Linked DNA regions of Homo sapiens: all the other regions are linked to region 2. Evidence: chromatin loops called from intact Hi-C (ENCODE). Cell type or tissue: mammary epithelial cell. All regions are shown on one strand.

Evidence for each region. A loop is a pair of places that touch in the nucleus more often than their neighbours do. Peaks named below come from ENCODE experiments on the same cell type or tissue, not always from the same donor. Only the 100,000 strongest peaks of a DNase experiment are listed, where the experiment ranks them.
Region 1: a loop joins it to region 2, with 14 times the contacts of the local background. A loop is called at or near these places in 14 of 110 quality-filtered maps.
Region 3: a loop joins it to region 2, with 4 times the contacts of the local background. A loop is called at or near these places in 5 of 110 quality-filtered maps.

Annotation. Positions count from the first base shown.
Region 1 is chr1:231,314,846-231,317,345 of GRCh38, forward strand. No RefSeq gene overlaps it. Among named protein-coding and RNA genes, the nearest start is that of EXOC8, 22 kb to the right of the region's middle. In mammary epithelial cell, a CTCF peak has its summit at 1,129 (motif pointing right); no DNase peak of the experiment used is centred here.
Region 2 is chr1:231,589,704-231,592,203 of GRCh38, forward strand. All of the region lies in intron 4 of TSNAX-DISC1 (TSNAX-DISC1 readthrough (NMD candidate)), which reads left to right. LINC00582 (long intergenic non-protein coding RNA 582) reads right to left here. Exons shown (of 2, transcript NR_034037.1): 2 at 1,589-2,097. Among named protein-coding and RNA genes, the nearest start is that of LINC00582, 21 kb to the right of the region's middle. In mammary epithelial cell, a CTCF peak has its summit at 1,087 (motif pointing left); no DNase peak of the experiment used is centred here.
Region 3 is chr1:231,210,516-231,213,015 of GRCh38, forward strand. The region is part of intron 8 of TRIM67 (tripartite motif containing 67); the gene reads left to right. Among named protein-coding and RNA genes, the nearest start is that of TRIM67-AS1, 24 kb to the left of the region's middle. RefSeq lists enhancers at 821-1,230, 1,351-1,410. In mammary epithelial cell, a CTCF peak has its summit at 985 (motif pointing left); a DNase peak (open chromatin) is centred at 1,006; H3K4me3 peaks cover 380 bases.

The DNA of each region.
Region 1 (2,500 bases), 270 kb before region 2:
ATACTTTCAGTTGGAAAATCATCTTCAACATGGTATAACAATAATCTCATTGAAGTATAATTAGCACAAATTCAGACGAAGTGCTATTGTTTAATGAGTTTTATATTTTTAAAAGTAAATTAATTAGGCCTCATGCATACTTCCCGGGAATCTGAAAGAGCTGATCATATCAGTTACTGTGGAGGGAGGTTTTCCTCACCCTGCCCATGAACTGCAGGGACAACAACATGGCAAAGGCTGGCCATCCTTCTTGGCTGATACTTTACTTTTACACCTTTCTTCTTTGATTGATTTTTTTTTTCCTGTATAGGAAAATATTTCCATGGGCCTTAACTTCAGGAAACCTAAATTTCAAGTTCACCTTTACCAAGGGAACCTGGATCAGTGGTTACATCAACTTCTTTGTGGCACTTGCACACAAGAGACAGGGTCTCTCTCTGTCACCCAGGCTGGAGTACAGTGACACAATCATAGCTCACTGCAACCTTGAAGTCTTGGGTTCAGGTGATCCTCCCACCTTAGTCTCTTTTTACCTTGATGTGACTCCATTTGTCCATTTTTTGCTTTGATTGCTTCTGCTTACTCAATAATTCTTTGCTCAGACCAATGGCCTAGATGGGTTTCCCAGTGTTTTCTTGCAGTAGTTTCATAGTTTGATGTCTTAAGATTTAAGTCTGTAATACATTTAGAAAATTATCTTAGTTGATCACTTATTTGGAATTAAGCTGTGTCTTTGGGAATAGCAAATGTATAGTATAGAATGTGTTGCTTGGTTATGTCTAAGCTTGGGTTCAGAGAGTTATGCAAATAAAACAACAAGCAAAGTGCTGCCATCCTCTTCGTAAGGACCATGTGTGCAGCTGGGTCAGAGGAAGGGCTGGAAGCCCAGCCCCAGTGCCGGCTACCTTTCTGACTGTAAGCAAAGTCTTATCACAGCTTGATGCCTCTGTGTTCCTATCTGCCAAATGGATGCAAAACCCCGTGTCTTGGGCTGCAATGAGAATGAAAGGAGACAGGGTAGGTGGTCAAGCTCAGTAAGGGGTCCATCATGTCACTCTGGTACTTGAGACGGGGACTGGTAGCAATGAGCCTTCTGGGCCTTCCGTGGCACTGAAGCAGGGGTCATGGGGGCCACTGGGTGGCGCCAGCGACGCTCAACCGGCAAAGAGGGGAAGGGAGAAAGCAGAGCCCAGGGAGGGCTGGAGGGAGTCTGGTCTTGAGCCAGAAAACCACAGGGGGATGGGCCGCCGATGGGCCCAGGAAATAGAGGTGGCTACCAAGAGCAAAAACAGTGGCCAGGCGCAGGCGCAGGCGCTCAGCCTGTAATCCCAGCACTTTGAGAGACTGAGGCTGGAGGATCCTTTAAGTCCAGGAGTTTGGGACCAGCCTGGGCAACATAGTGAGACCCATCTCTACCAAAAAAAAAAAAAAAAAAAAAAGAGCAACAGCAGCTATCCAAGGGTCACGTGAGCTGCCCTGCAACCTACTAGAAAGGGAACAGCCCTGGGATACAGCTCTAAGGTTCTCGTAATGAGGCTGCTAGAGGTTCAAGCTGCGACTACACATTTTTGTTTGTTTTGTTTTTTGAGACGGAGTCTCACTCTGTCGCCAGGCTGGAGTGCAGTGGCGTGATCTCGGCTCACTGCAACCTCCGCCTCCTAGGTTCAAGCGATTCTCCTGCCTCAGCCTCCCGAGTAGCTGGGATTACAGGCACACGCCACCATGCCTGGCTAATTTATACATTTTTAGTAGAGACAGGGTTTCACCATGTTGGTCAGGAAGGTCTTGATCTCTTGACCTGGTGATCCGCCCGCCTCGGCCACCCAAAGTGCTGGGATTACAGGCGTGAGCCACCGTGCCCAGCCATTTTTGTTTTTCACTGAAGTCCATTGTCTATCTTCTCTCTCACACATATTTTTCTCTTTCTCCTTTTTTTCTGTTTCTCTCTTTATTTAAAATCCTGGTGAGGCCCATTATACACAATTGACCAGTGAGCAACATAGGTTTGAGCTGCATGGGTCCACTTATACTCGAACTTTTTTCAGTAAGTCTCTCCTGCCTCCCTTTCCATCCCCTCCATCTCTTCCACCTCTGCCACCCCTGAGACAGCAAGACCAACTCCTCCTCCTCCACCTCCTGTTCTTCCTCCTACTCCTCAGCTACTCAATGTGAGGATGAGGAGGATGAAGACCTTTAGGATGATCCACTTCCACTTAATGAATAGGAAATGCATTTTCTTTTCTTATGATTTTCTTAGTAATATTTTCTTTTCTCTAGTTTATTATAATACAGTATGTATTCTTATGCATGATGTATACATATATGTATTCATATTCTTATACATACTGTATTCTTATAACATATATACATATAACATACAAAATATGTGATAATTAGCTGTTTATGTTATTGGTAAGGCTTCTGGTCAACAGCAGGCTATTGAGAGGTGACAACCTGCCAGCAGCCCTCGCTCGCTCTCGGCGCCTCCTCGGCCTCGGAG
Region 2 (2,500 bases):
GACAACATGGTGAAACCTCATCTCTACTAAAAATACAAATTTAACTGGGTGTGGTGGTGCATGTCTGTAATTCCAGCTACTTGGGGAGGCTGAGGCTGGACAATCGCCTGAACCCGGGAGGCGGAGATTATAGTGAGCTGAGATCACGCCATTGCGCACCAGCCTGGGCAACAAGAGCAAAAAAACTCTGTCTCAAAAAAAAAAAAAATTGTCACTTTGGGAGGCCAAGGCGGGTGGATCACGAGGTCAAGAGATCGAGACCATCCTGGCTAACATGGTGAAACCCCGTCTCTACTAAAAATACAAAAATTAGTTGGGCGTGGTGGTGTGTGCCTGTAGTCCCTGTTACTTGGGAGGCTGAGTCAGGAGAATCGCTTGAACCCAGGAGGTCAAGATAGCAGTGAGCTGAGATTGTGCCACTGCACTCCAGCCTGGCAACAGAGTGAGACTTTGTCTCAAAAAACAAAAAAATTGTACACATTTAAGGTGTACAATGTGATGTTTTGATATATGTGTACATTGTGAAGTGATTATCACAATCAAACTAGTCACATATCTGTCATGTTTGTTTGTGTGTGGTGTGAATGCTTAAGATCTATTTTCTTAGCAAATTTCACGTATACATTTTTTTCCCCTTTTTTAAAGAGATAGGATGTCACTACATTGGCCAGGCTGGTTTCAAACTCCTGGGCTCAAGCAATCCTCTACCTCAGCCTCCTGAGTAGTGGGGATTACAGAGGCATGCCACAGTACTCCACAACACATTATTATTAACTATAGTCACCGTGCTGTAAAGTAGGTTTCCAGACCTTATTCACCTTATAACTGAAGTTTTGTACCCTGTAACCAACATCCCCCAGTCCATGGTAACCACCATACTACTACTCCGTGTTATGGTGAGCTCGACGTTTATTTAGATTCCACACGAGTGAGATATGCAGTATTTGTCTTTCTGGGTCTGGCTTATTTCACTTAAGATAATGTTCTCCAGGTTCACCAGTGTTGTAGATCCTTGGGCATTTTTAGAAGTGAAGGTCTGCCTGTGAAGATTTCCTAGAAGCTTCTGCCCTCTAGCGCCCAGCCTGAGAGGTAGTGTGGCACCATCCCTACTTATCCGTGCTTCCTTCCTCAATTTACAAATCGTGATTCAGCGTGAGAAAATGATAAAGTCAGCAGGATGGAGGTGAGTAGTGCAAATACATAGCAAATACTGTAAAGATTGATGGAAGAGAAATTGGGAGAATCTAGTTAACTAGACCCAAAAGCATGCACACACCAGTATTATTTCCTTCCCTTTCTCTCGCCCCCTCCGCTTGTAAGTTACCCTCCACCCCATCCCTTCTCCAGGAGAAACGTGCAGCCAGTCCTCAAAGTCCCCCATCACTGGTCATGTCCTTAATCTCCCTGCTTTCTTCTGCCCTTCTTTCCAAGTGGAGAATGTGGGTTACCTGGTGGGAGAAAGCAGATCTGACTGAAGTTCTCTATGGACTCCAGTAGAAGGCATAACTTCGTATAGGTGGGCCTATATCCGTCATTTATTGTTTTCTAAAAACAGATTTGTTATGATGAGAAAAATAATGCACGCTAATTGCAGAAAAGTACAAATTCCCTCACTTATTTATTTCTGCATGCAGATGCTTATTTAACTCAGGCTAAGTAGGTTAAGGTAAGAAATTCTGGAATGGGAAGACAGATCATTAGAGAAGAGGATAGTGGAGCTTCTAAGAGAGTCCAGGTAGGGATCACACCCAGACTCTGCATTCTTTCCCCTCCTCTGAACGCTGCCCCTTGACGTTCTTCGGTTTCCCTTCCTTCAGAGCATGTGCCCAATATCACTGTACACATTCACGTAGTTCTTTCCGCCTCTGACCTGTGATTGCTTGGGGATCTGAGCACCACGGACTGGACTGGGGTGACCTGGTGGGTTGGGCTGAATGCGGGCGCTGGGGCAGCTGCCATGGCCAAGCCTTGCCCTGGAGAACAGCTGTGCTGGGCCCACTCAGACGTACGTGCCTCCCCAGCAGACTGGCTGCATCTGGTATCCTCTTTGACTTCATCTGCATCTCTGTAACTCGAGGTCAAGCAGAAAAGAATAACCTGTTGAAATAACAAATCCATTAAGTTATTTTTAAATATGGATAAGTAAAAAATAAGAAAACAGAAATGGTTTATAATCCCACCTCCTAGCTAGCCTTTGTGGATATTTAAAAAATTACAGGCACAGCCTTAAAATGTGCAAAACAGCACGGGAAAGTCCAAATGAAAAGTAGACAGACTTTCTTTCCAGCAGTCCTTCATTTCAAAGATAACCATTACTGTCTGGGAAAAAAATATGTATGTGTATACTATCTTTTAAAATTTGTAGAACATAGATTTTTTTCCATATTCATTCTGCTGCTTTTTTCTTTTTTCACTTCCTATTTCTCAGAGATATTTATACATTGGCACATCTAGATGTAATTAATACTTCTTAAAAGTGCATAGAATTCCATTTGTAAGG
Region 3 (2,500 bases), 380 kb before region 2:
TGGCCACTCTCCCTCCCACCCACAGAGGGGCCAAGTCCAGGCCCATCAGCTCCGTCTCTGCTTGCTTAAACCAAACTGGCACCCAGATACCCTGTTTGCTGGCAGGAGTGATAACAAGAAGCATTTATCAAACCCTTACTTGTGCTCAATGCTGTAGGAAGCACTCGATGTATCTGAGCTCATTTAATCCTTGCAAAGGTACTATTATTGTTGCCATTTTACAGATTATAAAACTGGGGCTTAGGCTGGAATGGTGGCTTGCACCTGCAATCCCAGCACTTAAGGAGGCCGAGGCAGAAGGATTGCTTGAGCCCAGGTGTTTGAGACCAGCCTGGGCAACTTAGTGAGACCCTGTCTCTGTAAATAATAGTAATTTTAAAAATTAGCCAGGCATGGTGCTGTGTACCTGTAGTTTCAGCTACTTGGGAGGCCGAGGCAGGAGGATCGCTTGTGCCCAGGAGTTCAAGACCAGCCTGGGCAATATAGTGAGACCCTCCTCTCTACCAAAAAAAAAAAATATATATATATATATATATTTTGTTTGTTTGTTTAATATATATATTAAAAAGCCTGGGCTTAGGAAGGTCAGACAACGGCTCGGGTCACGCGGCTAGTTGATACTGTCAGGGTTGAGCCCAGGACCCCAGCCTTGGTTTGTGTGGTGCAGACTCCCCAGCTCTCCTGGCCATTGGCCACCACACCCCTCCCAAGGGCTGCGGAGCACTTCTTGGGCCTTTGCTGTCTTTGACAGCCCCTTGGTGCCACCTCAGTAAGAAAAGCAGAAGGGAAGTGAGGCCATGAGAAGGTAGAGAGAACCTGCCCCTGTCTGCATGTCCTCCCACCCTCGGATGTGGATCGGGTAGGGTAAGCGCTATCTGGGAGGAAGCCGAGGCAGCCGGGAAGTTGGACCCCAGAGCTGACTGGGGGCCTGAGGCTTTGCTTAGGTTGGACTCATTCCTGCACCTCCCATGGGTCACTACCGCCACCCGGTGGTCGGTGTCCAAATAGCATCAACAGTGCGGTTTTAGTTTCCTTCTCCCACCTGCCGGATCCCGCCCCGGGCACCCTCGGGGGAAACCCTGCCTTCTCCGGAAACACCTGTCTGGGCCGCCCACCAAGTCCTCCTCGGGACTTCCTGTCGTGAATCCTCGCTGCTCACCTTCCCTCTGCCCTACCAGCAGCGTCCAGCAGATCAACTCATTATCAATCTGGAAGGACAAACATGGTTTTCTTAGCAGAGTGGCGCTGCTAAGGTTAAGGCTAAGACCTCAGCCCTGAGCGGGCGCGGTGGCTCAAGCCTGTGGTCTCAGCTACTCAGGAGGCTGAGGCAGGAGGATCCCTTGAGCCCAGGAGTCCAAGACCAGCATGGGCAACATAGTGAGGCCCTCGTCTCTATAAAATAATTTAAAAATTAGCCGGGCATGGTGTGTGCCTGTAGTCCTGTTGTACCTAGGCGAGTTAAGGAAACGCTACACTTTGAGACGAATTAAGAGTCCTTTATTAAGCCGGTGGCCAAAGAGACAGCTAATGCTCAAAATTCTCTCGGCCACGAGTAACGAGCTCGATTAACTTTTATACTTAGGTTTAGGAAGGGGAGGGGGACTCAAATGTAATAATTCTACAGAAGTAAAAACATGCAAGAATCAAAAGAAGCAAAATAGTTACAGAGAGATAAACAACTTGAAAGACAAATAGTTACAAGAAGAGCAACGGTACCAGGTGCAAGGTTCTAAATCTTTCATTATAATTAGATATAAGGTCTATGCCGGACACGAACTCAAGGTTTTATGTTGTTATCTCTTAGAGAAAAATCCTAAGAACTTCATACATTGTTGGTGTTAGTACCTTATCAGTTAATTGGGCTCTTTTGAAATGCTGAGGATCTGTTTACCCAGGCCAACTCCTTACGGAAGGGGGTTAGGTGAGGAGCCTTTAGTGTCTTGTAAATTAAAAGGTCAATTGGAGTTTGTCCAGCCTTCCCAGCTAGAGAGAGTCTTATTTACATGAGAAGCAAGGCTAGGTGATTAAAGAGACAAGCAGGACAAAATTCAAAGTAACAAGTTAGAGTAAAAAGGTTAGGCGTTTCAGTCCCAGCTATTCGGGAGGCTGAGGTGGGAGGATCCGTTGAGCCCAGGGGTTCCAGGCAACGGTGAGCCATGATTGCACCACTGCCTGGGCCACAGGGAGAAACAGCCACTCTAAAACAAAAAACCACCTCAAGGAAGGGAAGGAGAGTCTGCAGGATTCGGCCCATGGGAGAAGATGTGGTCAGCCAAGCCCCCCCTTGGGAGCATGTTCCTTACTTTTATTATAGATTCACTTCCACCGAGTGGATGTGAATTCTTACCACCTACAAAGTACGACGTTGCCAACACTGATCAAGAGCACAATGGACATTCTCAACGTTCCGCTATTGGTCACCTGAGGGATAATGACTGCGACAGAGGACTTGATTTCAACTTCAGCACCCTTCTGCCTGCCATACGCTGCTTTTTGAGGG